Regions from separate parts of the Homo sapiens genome. Here region 2 is linked to region 1. Evidence: chromatin loops called from intact Hi-C (ENCODE). Cell type or tissue: mammary epithelial cell. All regions are shown on one strand.

Evidence for each region. Hi-C counts contacts between places; a loop is a spot of excess contacts. Peaks named below come from ENCODE experiments on the same cell type or tissue, not always from the same donor. Only the 100,000 strongest peaks of a DNase experiment are listed, where the experiment ranks them.
Region 2: a loop joins it to region 1, with 13 times the contacts of the local background. A loop is called at or near these places in 18 of 110 quality-filtered maps.

What each region holds. Positions count from the first base shown.
Region 1 is chr3:10,879,180-10,887,179 of GRCh38, reverse strand. All of the region lies in intron 6 of SLC6A11 (solute carrier family 6 member 11), which reads right to left. Among named protein-coding and RNA genes, the nearest start is that of SLC6A11, 67 kb to the right of the region's middle. In mammary epithelial cell, a CTCF peak has its summit at 3,473 (motif pointing right); no DNase peak of the experiment used is centred here.
Region 2 is chr3:10,769,411-10,777,410 of GRCh38, reverse strand. No RefSeq gene overlaps it. Among named protein-coding and RNA genes, the nearest start is that of LINC00606, 9.2 kb to the right of the region's middle. RefSeq lists enhancers at 4,436-4,935, 4,936-5,437. In mammary epithelial cell, a CTCF peak has its summit at 4,509 (motif pointing left); DNase peaks (open chromatin) are centred at 4,660 and 5,730; H3K27ac peaks cover 1,969 bases.

The DNA of each region.
Region 1 (8,000 bases):
CCTATCATCCATCTACCCATTCATGCATCCATCTATCATCTATCTGTGCATCCTTCCTTCCATCCATCCATCCATCCATCCATCCGTCTGTCTGCCCATCCATCCATCCATCTGTCCATACATTCATCCAGTGCTGACTGGGAGCCTCTCATGCACCAGGCTCTGTGTCAGGTGCTGAGAAGTTCACAGCGGATAAGACAGACAAATTCTTTGCTCACATGGAGATCACTTTCTTAATGGGGATATTAACAATGAACACATCAACAAATAAGCATGAGATTACTTCAGACAGCCATCAGCCCTGTGAATAAAATAAAACAAGGGCTTTGTTAGGTCATAGGGTCTAGGGAGAGATTTTTTTTTTTTTTTTTTGAGATGGAGTCTCGCTCTTGTTGCCCAGGCTGGAATGCAGTGGCATGATCTTGGCTCACTGCAACCTCCACCTCCCTGGTTTAAGCAATTCTCCGGTTTCATCCTCCCCAGTAGCTAGGACTACAGGCACATGCCATCATGCCTGGCTAATTTTTGTATTTTTAGTAGAGATGGGGCTTCATCATATTGGTCAGGCTGGTCCGGAATTCCTGACCTCAGTGATCCACATGTCTTGGCCTCCCAAAGTGTTGGAATTACAGGCATGAGCCACCATACCCAGCCTAGTGAGGGACGTTTGAGCTCATGTGGTCAGAGGTGACCTGACTTTGGAGCTGAGATCTGCAGGATGACAGGGAGCCAGCCACAGGAATATCTCAGGGGAGAGTGATCCAGGCAGAAGTCAGAGCCCTGCAACAGAATTGATCCTGGAATGCCCAAGGCTGTATGGGACAGGGACCAGGCCACAGAGGGCTCCTTGACCATGGCCACGGGGAGCAGTCTTGATTTGAATCCTGAAGCAAGAGGATGCAGCCATGGGGTGGTGAGCAAGGGAGTCGATCTCTGCTTCTGGTCACACCAGAGTAACAGGGATCAGCCCAGCCCTCCTGCCATAGCAACTATTAAAGCAGACAAAATAACGGAAACCACTATTTTCAGGTAGTAGACAATGTGCAGGGCTAGACTGCAATCCTGAGAGATGGGAACCCCTGAGAGGGTTTGCCCATCCTGCTGCTTGGTCACTACTTCCTGACCACCATGCAGAGAGCTGAGTCTGAGCATAGCATGCAGTCTCCCTGGGCAGAGGAGGCAGTGCCAGAGTGAGGACAGTGGGAACAGCTGGAATCCACAGTGGGAGTGCTGGAAAGGGAGCTGTGCACAGAGGGGACCCAGAAGTCCATGTGGAGGCTCTCTGTGAGGCTGGGCTGGCTAGGTGGGACCGCTCAAGGCTCACCAGAGAGCATTGCTACAGAGATGAGTAGAATAGAGACCCTGGAGTCTGGATGCTGATGGCAGGGGGAGGGAGGCAAGGGGATGGGGGCTCCCAACCCTGCCACAGTGGAGAGATCTGGTCAACCCCAAGTTTTCATGCTTGGCACTCAGCTGAGACACAGAAAGACCTCACCATAGGAGCAAGAACCATGTCCTAGGGCAGGGTATCTCAACCTCAGCACTACAGACATCTGGGACCTGATTTTTTTTTTTTTTTTTTATCATGGGGGCTGTCCTGTGCATTGTAAGATGTTTAGCAGTACCCCGGGCTCTACCCACTACATGCTGGTAACATCCCCTAATTGTAACCATCAAAAAATGTTTCTAGACATTACCAAATGTCTCCTGGGAGGTAAAGCTTCCTCAGTTGAGACCCATGCTCTAGAGTCAGAACGACTTTACACTCATCCTAATTAAGTCTAAAGCCAAGCCCTGATGAGATTTATAGGGGAGGCAGAGCTTGGAATCCTATCAAGTCCTATTGAGTTAGAGGGGCTTGGGAACAGTCCAGATTTCTACAGACCTGCACTAAGAAAACAAAGTTGAGCCTACACAAGGTTAAGGTGGTCATCTAGTAATTCAACTACGTAGTATAAAAGATTTTAAAGAAGCTACTATAAATATATAATATAAATGCATTCAAATAATTAAAGGAAAATGCATTCAAAGAACAATGCCAGAAGGTTGTACGATCCAGGATCCCTTTTAACAAGCTCCCTTGGTCTGCCATGTGAGAAAGGGAGCAGCGGTGATCAAGAGGAGATAGAAGCCCACCTTGGAGGTGATTTGATTCTATTCTATTCACTCGGAGGAGGCCGACTTGTGCCTCAGTTGTTCAGGCTGCACTTAACTTAGTATGCTCAACCTTGGTAGATACTCTCAAAGTGGGGGACTGACAAACTAAAGCAGATAAGTGAAGAAAGAATAATCAAATTATAGAATGAATGAATGTCTCAACATTGGGAACCAGGTGAGTAGAACGTTGTCCCAAAGTAGAGGTAACAGGCCTCCCTCTCAGAGGGGCCAACTGGAGGCTGACAAGGTTACCACAGAGAAGATTCCTGCGCTGAATGGAGATTAAAGCTGCCCAAGGCTAAGATTCTAGGATTCTTGCAAAGTTGTCACATAGGTTTGGGATGCTCAGAGATTCCAGAGCCGGAATGCCAGCCCAGGACTGGGCAGGGATAGAGAGAGGTCAGGAAAATCAGACACGACACAGTTTCAGTACCGTATCCCTCACACAGCCAAGTCAGACTCACCTGGGTTCAGCTGCTGGCTGTGCAAGCTTCAGCCCCTCAGAGCCTCAGTCCTCTCATTGGTAGAGCCTTTAAGACACAGGCTTTAAAATTCTCATGACTTATAAGATGATGTAAAAAGACCTCAGGTCCTATCTTATAGGTCATAAGAATTTTACCTATATATAGCATTTAGCTCCTATGTCTAAAATATAATAATTTTCAACTATTTGCTGATTGGATAAATTAAAAGACAAGTTTCTAAAGCACAGTACCTGGCATAAAGTCAGCAATCAATCAATGATAACCAGCATCAGTAGTTTTATGAGTACCCAAGCAGCGTTTCAACCTCCAGGACTGTGGATCATAAGACACTGCTGAAACAGCCAGGAATGAAACAAGAAAAGAATAAACATCCACTACCTTTAAGCGTGCATGATGTTAGATCAGTGATGCATCTCTAATTACAGAGGAATTTACCCTCTGACTGGAAGGAGTACACCTGTCAGGTCAGTTCCAACCTCAGCACCGCCCGGCACCACTGTTGTCATTGGCTTAATCATGTGTCTGTGTCAAGAGACTGTCATTTCCTTGAAGATAAGCGCCATGTGTGATGATCTGATTTTACATTCCAGTGCTTGGTATTAGGAACAATGAAACTAACTCAGGAACAAATACATTGAAAGGAAACCTTGGGGGATTTTCAGTCTCAAGTAGTGGCCCCCACCTCAGTGAGGGCCACTACTTTGCAATATTTTCAAAACCGTATATAATGTCTCTGTGTTGATGTCGATATGGACATTTTTGTTTGAAAGTCCAACAGCCAGAAGGCCCAATCTTCTTTGGGTCCTTGCTTAGAATCAGAGTACACTGCCACCAGGTGGCAGCAATTCCATGGTAACATCTGTGAGGTTCAGCAGGTAGGGTCTTGAACTGGGGTCTTGTTTTCCCTGATTCATCTTTTTGTGGGTTGGGGAGGCAGGGAAGATTTGGTGTTCTGAGGTGCTCTCACAGTGTGGGCATCTTTCATCCCAGCTCCAGAGTTTGGACGCCTTAGTCTCAGGCTCCAGTTCCCTGCACAGAGGAGGTGGATCTGGGGAACTGGTGCACCAGTGCCCGGAGAAAGCAGACCCCACCATTTGGATCTGTGACAGGCCTTTCTGTTCTTGCCCTGAAAACACACACTTGAAACACAATGATGAGTGAGAGGAGCGGGAATCTGGGGCAGGAACAATGTGATTTCTTGCAAGATCCCCTCAGCTCCCCAAAGACTGAAAAGACAGAAAGTAAAATTTTGAGGGCAAAAAATGGAGTGGAAGCACTTCACACTTCAGAGAGAACACGGGGCTGACAGTGAAGACCAACAAATGTTTAGAAAATTATAACAGACCACGGAATGCAAATTGCTGGGGGACAAAAGCGGCAAGCTGCTGTGTCGCTTCAAGTTCTTGACGAGAAACTTAATTTACTGGATCCACAATAAAGGTCCTCGGTTCCAAGTTCAAAGCGCCCCCCCACCTCCCCGCCCCCCGCCCCCTTGGGCTGTGGGGCCCTGACTCGTCCTGCCCAGAGCTGGCAAGGTGGAGGCAAAAATGAGGACTGCCACCGGTGTTCCAGAGCTCTTCTGGCTCCCAGGCCCTAGGCTGGGTGCCAGAAGGGAAACGTGGAGGTGCTCTGGGCCTCATGTGCACACTTGCCCCACTGCCTCCCTGTGCGGCCGATATTCTTACCCACAATGCACAGGTGAGAACCTGGAGCCCAGAGAGGTCAAGGGGCAGGCTGTTGGTCACCATCTGGCCAGTGGCAGCAGAGTGACTCCCATTTCCTCGCCTCCACACCAGATCCCACTACACCAAGAATACCGCTTTCTGAAGAGCACACTCACAACTGCAACCGTAACGCAAAAGAACACAGGCTGTACTAGAAATTGTTCTTCCTTCTGTCTTTCCTTCCTTCCTTTGTTCACTTGTTTGGTCCTTCCTTCGATTCATTCAAAAAATATCTCCTGAGCCCTTCCTGTGTTGCAGGGACTGTTCCAGGTCTGGAGATTGAACAGGGCAAGTAACAGATAAATTCTCCACCTGCATGGGGCGTACATCCTAGTGGGTGGAGAACGGTGATGCAAACTGAATGGCATCTGCGATGGTGATGAGTGCAAGCTGGGAAGACAGATGAGATGCACCAGGAGCACGTGGGGTGGTGGTAAGATTTTAAATAAGGTGGTTGGGACCTTCATTGTGACTGCACCGGTCGGGCGGGCACCCCGTTAGACTTTCAAACAATTTTCACACTTCTCTCTCTTGATCAGTGGAGAAGCTATTCTCCCCACTTCTGCATAAAGAGCAGGAAAGTAAAATGGCTCCCAAGGCTCCAAAGAAGGAGTAGAAATGACTTGCTGTGCCGTCTCAGCCCTCAGGTTTCCTGGCTGAGCTCTTTTCACCCTTTCTGGCTTTACTGGCCGGGAGGGAGGACGAATGGGGCCACCATGAAGGCAGCCACAGCCACCCAGCTCAACACTTTATCAGCCTTCATGCAGAATCCCTGCTGCCCACATGTGGAGGGGCAGGAGCACCCTCCCAGGGAACGTCCTTGTATAAGGCTGGAAGCTGGAGTCCAGAGCTTTGTACCAGTCAGACGCCCTGTGTCCCCTTTAGAAATGTAAATGACACAGCAAATAGGCATGTCTGAGCCCCTTGTAATCCTGAGGGAAGGGGAGCTGGGAATCAGTCTGGAATTAATGGAGATCCTGGATCATGGACGGGCCACAGGGCTAAACTGGGGCTCCTCATCGCTCTGGTGGGGATGTGGGCAGAAGAGTATCCTCTGGGGTGGGAAGGTGCCAACGGACTCTCCTCTACCTGCTGACCTGCACGTGCCCACTTGTCCTGGCCCAGGCCCAGGCTTCATGAACCCCACACATGTTTGCAGAGAAGTGAACTCTGCTGATAACATGCCATCCCCACGGTTATTACTGGAGCACGATGGCAGGCTGGCCCTTCACAGAGCCACAAGAGACAAGGCAATTTTGGGGTTCTAACGCAAGGTACACAAGCTAACAGCCCTCCTGACTTTCCCAGTGGACCTTTCCAGGAAGTTCCTAGAAAGGCAAGAGAGGGAAAGTGATGGTATAAATGCAGCCACTCTACTTTACTTACTTATTTATTTTTGAGACGGAGTCTCGCTTTGTCCCTCAGGCTGGAGTGTAGTGGCGTTATCTTGGCTCCCTGCAACCTCCACCTCCCAGGTTCAAGCAATCCTCCTGCCTCAGCCTCCAGAGTAGCTGGGATTACAGGTGTGTGCCACCATATCTGGCTAATTTTTATATTTTTAGTAGAGACGGAGTTTCACCATGTTGGCCAGGCTGGTCTCAAACTCCCAACTTCAAGTGATCTGCCTGCCTCAGCCTCCCAAAGTGCTGGGATTACAGGGGTGAACCACTGTGTCCAGCCTAAATGCAGTCACTTTAAGCCCACTCTAATGTATAAAAGGCACAAGTCGTTCACAGGCTCTGGTACTCAGATGATTACCAACAACAATTTGCTACTCCTTCTCAACAGACTAAGAATGGAGGAGAACTTCTGGTCTCATCCAACCACACTTCCTTCTTCTTCTAGGGAGGGAACCCCAGAAGAGGTGAGACTCCACCCTTTCCCATCAGACTGCATGCTCCCTGGGGACAAGGAGGCTCTTACTCATTCTACATGCTGAGTAGCTGGCACAGGTGGGGCTGCAATAACTACCAGTAGAACAAATTAAGGAAGGGTTGCTGGGCTCTGGTGATAGATGAATGGGACACATGTTTGTTGTAATCCCTGCCATCCTGGAGTCCATAGACTAGGAAGGACTCCCCACCAAGTGCTCATTTCACCCCCTCCTGGCCCTCAGTCCACCTGAGCTCACCCTCATCCTCCAAGGGACTAGATGGAGCAGCCCTGGGGACCAACGGGGCTCAGAGGCTGGAGACCTGAAAGTATCCTGGAGCTCAGCCTGAGGCTCAGCCCTCTGACTCCCCGCAGGCTTCTCTTCCTCCCCTAATCACCTCTCCTTCCTATTTCCTATTTCTCCACTTGTGGGAGAGATTTTACTGGCTATAGAGTCACCCACTTAAATTTCTCATAGCTGCAAGAGGCCTGAATACTGCAACTGCTGGATTATCCCAAAGACACAAAGGTGCCCATGCTCCCAGACTAGCCCAACAGCCAGGCCTAGGGACACTATCTGGGAACTTTTCTTCGTGGTGCAATTTGAACTGCAGGATCATTTCCAGAAGTACAGGAAAACTAAGGATCATTTTCAGAAAACAAACAAATAATGTGGACTTGCTAAGAGGACAACACTACAAAGAGATACAAGATGGAAACTTTCACTGACTTCCTGATAAAATACTTCCAGTCGACCCCTCTTCCTAATCTACTCTTCCTAACTTTGGGAGCTGTGCCTCAGTTGTCTGTAGGGTGACCATGTGGCTATGGAAGTCCTAAGACTAGCTTAGGATGTTTCTCTACCGCCACAGCACTGTGCCTCAGATGTTGGCCAGCCACCTTCCACCTGCACTACATTTGTCATGTCCATGCTTTTTTTAAATATTTTTTGAACATTTGCCTTTAAATTAGCCTCACTTTTAATCACATATATGACATATATGTGTATGTATGTATGTACAGGTTGAGTATGTCTAATCTGAAAATCTGAAATGCTCCAAAGAGCTCCAATGCTCATTGAAGCATTTCCTTTGAGAGCCATGTCGGTACACAGAAGGTTTCAAACTTTGGAGCACTTAGGGATACTCAACCTGTATATATATGTATGTATGTATATATGTGTATGTATGAGATCATACATATCATATATATAGTCTCATTCTAGCAATAATAGCAATAAAGCCATGATTTTGATATGGTTTATGTCCCGGTTTTATTCCTAATGCCTATAAACATACATACATAATTCAAAAGAAAAAATATTCCTCCATGACTGGGCCATCAAACTTAACCTTCAAGGCCATTGGCTGGGGCAGGCGGGTGCAACCTGTGATTGAGGGAGGAGGGGACATGGCCCCCTAGAGGCTAGGAGCCTTCCTCAAGGTCATATCACCACTGGCAGAGAGCAGGAATGGAAACCAGTGCTTCTTGCTTCTTCATGGGCTGGGTATTCACAAATGGGGACAGTTGGAATTAGGCCACACTGGGCTTCTTCCTGCAGCATACCCCAGCTGCCAAAACACACCAACATACATGGGGTTTTGTTTTCCTTTCCCTCTTGGGGTCGCGATCCTTATTTATGCCACAGAAAATCAGCAGTTACTTTTTGGGGACATAGTTGCTTTTGGGACACACACAAACACACATACACACTTCCTAGCCATCGCTGACAGAGAATCAAAAAACATTACAGCTCACGGAT
Region 2 (8,000 bases), 110 kb after region 1:
GGCGCTGTGGCTCACGCCTGTAATCCCAGCACTTTGGGAGGCCGAGGTGGGCGGATCACGAGGTCAGGAGATTGAGACCATCCTGGCTAACACGGTGAAACCCTGTCTCTACTAAAAATACAAAAAATTAGCCGGGCACGGTGGCGGGCGCCTGTAGTCCCAGCTACTCGGGAGGCTGAGGCAGGAGAATGGCATGAACCCAGGAGGCGGAGCTTGCAGTGAGCCGAGATTGCACCACTGCACTCCAGCCTGGGCGAAAGAACGAGACTCCATCTCAAAAAAAAAAAAAAAAAAGGCATCAACATATATGTCATCAGTCAAAATGCATATGAAACAGGTTGAAGAAGAATTTTAAGTCACAATTTACAACTCTGAGCTGAGAAAGCTCAGATGAGTGACAGCAAAGAAATACAAGAGACACACATGGAAATGAGTGGTGAGCAGGAGAAACTGGCAGGGGAGGGTAGTGTCCCGGATGGAGCAGAACATGAAATAGAAGGAATGCCGGTCCTCGCAGGACAGAAGTTTCTAGTAATTCCTGTGCTGTGCTAAAGGTGGCATGGAGGAGGTGGCACCTGCTATGGGGTTAATTGAGTGATGGAATCAGGGAAAACATAAAATGAACAATTCACACTTGGAGGAAGCTGGAGAACAGGAGAGACTCTGAGAAATGCCACAATATGCCTGATGGAGCTGGGTTCCTGTCAGACTTGTGGAGGTTTCCAATCTTAGTTCTGTACCCTCAACTTTTCCCAGGGGGAGTTCCTGGGGGCAAGACCCAAGTGTGGGCTCCTTGCCACAAATATCTTCTCTGGAGACATTCTTAGCTGGCTGGGTTTTAGGAATGTGGAGGCCATTGGAGAGCCTACATGTGCCCTGCGTTTTCCAGATGGGGAACTGAGGCACTGGCTGAGCCAGGGGCTGTCAGTGGCCTCTGCCAGCCCCAGCCTTTGCTCAGCTGCAGTCCTGGAGCTCTTGAACTTGGAGACTCAGCTCCCGATCCTTTCCTGAGTCAATCCTGTCCCACAGGGTTGTGTATGTTATGGGGAGAGGGGGAAGTTGTTTTAAGGCTGGGGTCCAAGAGCAGCACCCCAATATCAGGTGAAGGGCTCTGTTTCTCACACCCACCCTCTTTTTCTGTGGGTTCATCTGTAAGCACAAAGGCGGCAGGTTGATATAACTTCACTTGGCAACTCTCATTGAGAAGGACAGAGAGATTCCCAGGGGGAACATTCTGCAATGGGTTTGTTATGTCAGCCAGAGACATAGGCTTCAGAGTGGTGGCAGGCAGGCCACAGACCTGGCATCCCAATTAGGTCACATCTGCTGCTTGCTGGACTTCAAGTGTCATTGCAGCCTGCATTCTCCTGCCACACCCAGAACATCAGGCACCCTCTCTATGGATGCCTGCCGCAGCCAACCCCAGGAGCGGTGTTCCCACTGTCCCTGGCTGACCATCCATGGGACCCTGCCTATTGCCAGCTTAGTCTGTGCATTCTCCACTTCTGTCTGATCCCAGCTTCTTGCTTAAGTAAATGAGCAAATGCCTGGAGCACATTCGGGAGTGTCTGTGCATAGTAGGCACCTCGTGAGTTTCTATTCGTTTTATTACACCACAACCGTCCGTCTTCCTTAATCAACGACACTCAAGTGCCTACTCTGCGTCAGGTGCTTTCTATGGCTTCTCCCATTTAATCCCCCTCTACCCTAGAAGGTAGATTCAACAACCATAGTTCCTATTTTACAGATAAGGAAGTTGCTGCTCAAGAAGTGAGGTTCCTTGGTCAAGGTCAGGGAACGGAACGTGTGAGTAATGAGCCAAGGATTCAACCCCAATAGTGTCTGGTGCAAAGCTCAGGCTTTCTCCAACTTGAACATTGAACCTTCAACCCCAATCGGGACGTTCTTCCCCACTCAGCCCTCTACAGCCAGGCCAAGGGGCTTCGGTACTGACTGCTGGTGTGAGCCCGCATCTCCTGTCCACGGAACACTTACCCTACACTCACCAGGCACTTCTGAGTATCCCTGTGTTGTTCTAGTAGGACAAAGTCACCGACCCATGCCCAGTATCCTTCCTCACCCCTCCAAACTCTCCACCTCTCTCTGGACACAAATCTGGGAGCCCAAGAATTGGCTGAAAGGTGCTGCTGTTCCCACCAGCCACCTGCCTCCTGTATTTCTGGCAGGGAAATTATACTTCATTACCTTAAAATGTATTTAATAGGGCATTCATTCCTGAATCTTCCACGGAAACTTTTGAAACAGGAGAGAAAATACCTCAAAGGTGTGATTTAAAGGGCCTTCTCTATGGATCTGGCCTGGCCACATGGGGGGCCCTGCTTACTTCAGAAGGAGCCCCCAGCCACCCGGCTTCCCTGCTCGCATGGGTACCTGCTCGACCGCCCTGATGTGCAGCATGGAGAATTGCTGTGTGCTCTCGAGTGAGGCAGCCTGGATGTACACTTAGTAAGTACAGAGAGGGGAGGGAGAGAAAATGGACACGTTCTGCTGGTGGGGAGTCCCTGGAAGCATGGCTGTGGCTCCTGGGTCATCCTCCCCCTGCCTTCGTTCCTGCCTCAGGAGGATACACTTACTTCCCTTCTTTCCCATTCATGGGTCATACCCGGCCATTCACTGCCTGAACATGCACCCCAATCTCTAAGCCAACCCAGGAAATATGCCAGCAGCCTTGGCATCAATATCCAGCCATGCCTGGCAATTCTGAGCCCCAGGAAAGTAACACCCAGTGGGCAGGTGCTGCTGACCCCCCACTTTCCCTCTACATGCTGGCGGGTTTACTATGGAGAACTGGTGGGTAAAGCCCCTGCTGGGATGGCTTTGAGGGATGTTCTACGGTGTCTTTCAGAGGTCCACAACAAGACTAAGCTCCACCTACCCACAGGGTCACGTGCTCCATAACAGCCTTCTTGCCCCTGCCTCCTTCTCCCCAGCCCTAGTCAACTGGTATTTCCTAGGGTCGACTGCCAAATAAACTGTTCATGCTTGACCGCTTGTCTCAAGTGTATTTCAGAGAGCACCAAACCAGGACAGCTGCACACATCATTCCCAGAATCTCGCGGCTGCCCCCAGCTCAGGGATAAGCGCCCCCAAGGACTCTCCCTTGCTGATCAGCCACATGGTTCAGCCCCAGGAGCTGGGCTTCCCTCTCTCCCTACACTTCCTTTCCAACTTGCATCTCAGGCCACCTTCAGGACTGAGGCCTGACTCCCAGCTGGAGTCTTGCCCACTGAGGTCTTAAATACAGCCCATCATCTGGGTCCCACTCTTCTCTCCATCTGTCCCAGTGGCAGCCATTCCCAGCATCAACTAAGGCCCTTGAATCTGTTTGGGCCATGAGACTGGTACAGATGCAACCTGAGAATCAGGTCCTCACTCTTCCCCTCCTATCGGTTGAAGAACCTGACCTCAGACAGGCAGAAAGAGATGAAATGCCCTGGGCTGAGGCAGTTGTGTTTGGTGGAAAGATATCAACAGTAGGAGGCAGACCGCTGTGTGCTCCTATCTCAGCACTGCCATTTGCAAGCTGCTCTGCCTTGGGTGAGTTAATTTCTCTGAGATTCAGCATCTTAACACTTAAATGATACGTGGCGGAGATGGCTAACTGTCCCCCATGGTTCGTCCCCCCTCTTCCATAGCACAAAATGAGATGGGGGCTGCCTGGGCAGGGACTACATTTCTGGGCATTCCTTACACTGAACCGACTGCTATTTATCATTTAGTTGTCACCAACAAAATGAGTGGAAGGGAGGCCTATCACTTCCAGACCAGTGTGGTTGAGATGCCAACTTATCTTCTTCACCATCTCTCCCAGCTTCCTCCCACATTCAGGGGACTCCAGAGTTCTAAGCCTGGGTCCCTGAATCACCACATGGAGGAGAGCTGCCTGTTAACCAGAAGCACCAGCATTGTATTATTTGAGCAAAAAATATTCATTAAGCTACTGAATTGTGGAGGTTTATTTGTTATAGCAGCTGGCATTAGCCTAGCCAATATATAATCATATCTCCATGTTGTGAAGAGCTAAAGGGATCATACAGATAGCAGCTACATGTAATGAGCACTTACTGTGTGCCAGACTCTGTTCTTCACATGCATGGTCTGTCTCACTTAATCCTCAAAGCAACGACATTATCCATATTTTATAGCTGGGGAAACTCAAGCACAGAGATGTGAAATTATATACCCAAGATCACACAGCTAGGAAGTACTAGATCTGACAATAAATCTGTGTTCTTAACCACTAAGTTGAACTGTTTCCCAAATGCAGTGTTAAATAGCATTTAATACAGTGTCCGGCACAGAGTGAGTGTTCCCCAAATGGGCACAGTCACTGTTAATTAGGCTGAGCAAATGCATACCCCAGGAGCGTCTCCTCCTCGAGGCGCTGACATGGGTGTCCTTGCAGCTTATCCTGTTGCCTGATGCTCCACTGCCCCATCTGCTGGTGCCTAACTAACATCAGCTCCCCTCCGTCTCTATCTCAGTGCCCTTACTGGTCGGCAGACCCCTGCTCAGCCACCGTGCACAGGCATATTCCTTTCTTCGACATTCCCCTGGGCCAGGCAAAGTGGGGAAATCTGTTCAGGGTCTCCTGATGCCTGTTGGAGTCTTTGTCTAAATGGGGCTGAGGCTCTCACTCTGGGCAGATGAATGACACAAGGGCGCCCTCTCTGGTGGGTGCAACCCTGGGGTTCCAGCCTCACCTGAGTGCCCTCAGTTCAGGACACAGCCCGCCCACCTGAACCCTGACCAGTCACGGCTTCCAGATGCCCTGAGTCACTCCTCAACAGGAACCCCTCCTGTTGGGGAGCCTGAAATGAAACCCAAGATTTTCTGAGGCTGAAACATCCCTCACAGCCCTTCCCTGCAGCTGACAGCCCCACGGGGGAGTCAGCGAGCTGTCCCCTGCTCCCCTGGCAGAGGCCTCTGCGAGGTCCCCTGGACAGCTTCTGGCCTTGGCTTCAGCCCAGCCTCCCCCAGGGCTATTTCTGGCCAGGCGGGTAATAGATTTCTGCCTCCTTTTTGAGGGCCTTTTGTGTGCCCTCAAACCTGGGGCCAAATGCTTCCCCTCCAAAAGAAAAAAAATAATAACAGCCGTGCTTCCAGCCCCTGCACTAGGAGACTTGTGGGGCCAGACGACCCCGGAGTGAGCTGGCTGAGGTTTCATTTCTGGTAACTGCCCACCCCTCTTCCCTGAGCCTGGCTTCACAAAGCTCGCTTGTGGGACACCAGTGAAGCATCTAATGTGTGGGATATATGGAGGCAGGGGCGCCTGCCCTGCATTTCCTGGCATATGATTTATGAGGTGGGGCTGGGCTTGCTTCCCTCCCTCCCCAGCCCGACCCTGCCCAGTCGGGGAGATACAGAGGCTGGAATTCTCCCCGGTGGGGGTCCAGGATCGGGCACCCTGCCACACTGCTCCAGGAATCTGCTGTGTCTCCTGCCTGCCTGTTAGAGGCTAAAGGAAGCCATGATTTCCACATTATACATAAGGAAACTGAGGCACAGTTAGGCAGCTAGACTTGGGTCCCAAATGGGGGAGCTTGGGCCAGCAGAAATTGCCTTCTCTGGAGGCCAGCATTTTTCATACCTGTACTCATTGGAATCTTCTGGGAGGTGTTTAAAAATGCTGATTTCCAGCAAGAATTCTCAAGAGACTGACTCAGCCATGTTCGGTACACACTGTCATAGAGGGTGCACTTTAATAGGCATCAGACAACTCCTCAGGGATGATGTTGAAACCTGCAGAAGTCCCAAACCTGGCCTGAGCCTGCACCACATCCTGAATCTACAGGGGATGGGCCTGGGCATTTTGCTTTTAACAAAGCCTGAAAACTCCTGAATATGAAAGCCGAAAGGGACTGTGACATTGAAGAGTCCAGATTTCCTGTTTTCTGGATAAGAAGACTGAAGCTGGGAGTGAGAGGAGGTCTTGGCCAAGGTCACACATCAGGGTGGTTGGGCCTTTCCTTGAGGACAGGAGAAGAGAGAGGTGTGGGCTCTCCAGGAACCTGGAGGAGGTGAGAGGGAAAAAGGAAGAGCTTCACCAACCTGAATGCAGATAGACTTGAACATCCCTACCTCTGGGAGGCTGGAGTTGACGCCTGATCCCAGGCATCTGTCCCTCCGTCACTCAGGGTCAGAAAACCCCTCCCCACTTTCTGCAGTAGGACAGAAGTTCCTCCCTCTAGTTAGTGTCAGGGCTTAGTGTCAGCATCTGTAAGTTTGTCTTGAAGGCTGTGTCAGGCCCCTTAACAGATATCAGGTCCCTGCTCTCCAGGAAAAAGTCACAGCCATCCTCGAACTGCCCAAACATGGACCCAGTCAGCCTTTCCCCATGACCCACCCCCAGAACCCTGGGGCCCCTGGGGCACCCAGTCCCCAGGCCTGGGTGCAGGCTGCTAGGGCAGCATGTGGATGTATGCTTGCCTGAATTAAAAGGAAATAGATGGATGGAAGGGAAATTGTGTACAATTAATAAACGATGGTGCTTGGTTTGGATTTTCCATTGCTTTCAACTTTCAGAACATTGCTCCCATGAGAACGGACAGCTGTGACCCGAAAGAGGAAGGCCGGACATGCAGCCAGATGCCCGGGGGCTCGCCTCCCAGCCTGGCAAGTGGCTGGGTGTCTCGTGAGTGCTGCCATCCCTCTCTGAGTCTCCGCTTCCTTAGCTGTAAAGTGCAGGCTGCCAACTCTCCTTCACCCAGTCTCCGTCACAGCTTCCTGGGAGCCTGATTTGGGATGACGCAGGCGGAAGTTCCCAGCATGCATAGGTGCTGGATAGACAATTGTCCCCTAGAAGGGGACACACAAACAATTCTCAGAGGGAGCCCTCTGGCTTGTCCACGTGGAGATTCTGCACACCAAACACATTTTACAAACAGCACGTGTTAGCTAGCAGACATGGCTGTTCTCTCACTGTTGAGGAAAGGGGTGGAAATGTAGTCAGGTAAATATTTTTCAGGAAAGATCTTTCTCTCAGTACTTTTTCTGCCCCCAGATGTGTGAAAATTGAGAGAATGAATATAGAATTATCTTCTTGAGAGATTCTCCACACCGATCTTTACTGAAATTTAACAGACATATAGGAAAATGCACAATCCTAAGTGATAGCTCAGTAGGTTTCACGAACTAATCATTAGACATCCATGAAACTTGCGCCCAGGTCAAAAAGCTTCTAGCACCAGCATCTTAGAGTCTCTGTTGACCCAAAGTCCCCCCCAAGTCATGAGGCCCCCGCCCACAGCAACCATAACCACTATCCTGAGTTCTACCAGTCTGCTCTTTAACTGTATATGAATAAGTCCTACAGCATGTAGTGTTTGTTTGCTGTCTGGCTTCTTTACTTTGATGTTATGTTAGTGGTTTTAATTTGCCTTTCCCTGATTGGTAATGAGGTTGAACCTCCTTACATATACTTATTGGCCATTTTGTGAAGTACCTGTTCGAATCTTTTACCTAGATGTCTATTGGGATATCTGTCTTTTTATTGATTTGCAGGAGCTCTTTATTTATGATGGACACTGTTTAGGTATTTAGGTCCTTTATGAAGACTCCCTACCTCTTACTCAGACAGTTCATCCTGAAGACTTCAGGAGTTCTGGTCCCAATGGAAACCCATTGAATACAATCATTCAAGAGATTCCTCTCTAGCTCTCAATAGCAGCTTGATGCTGCCTTCTTCTTCAGAGTGCATTGTGGCTCTGCAGCACATAAAGAAGCTGGAGAATTTTGTCTCTGGGCTCTTCTTGCCTCTACCTCCCCCGTGCCTCTTTTTCACTTTTTGGTAACCTACCAGCTAGGTTCTGTTTCCATGGGCCTTGCTCTCAGCTGGCAAAAAAACAAATCACTTTTAAGGTGTATGGCAACCAGGTAGCTCCATGTCTTTTGGTTTCTGCATGGATGGGAGTGTAAGGAGGGTGGGAGTGGGACCTCAAGGAGTAGCTGGCACCCTCCTACTGCCTGTCACTGCACCT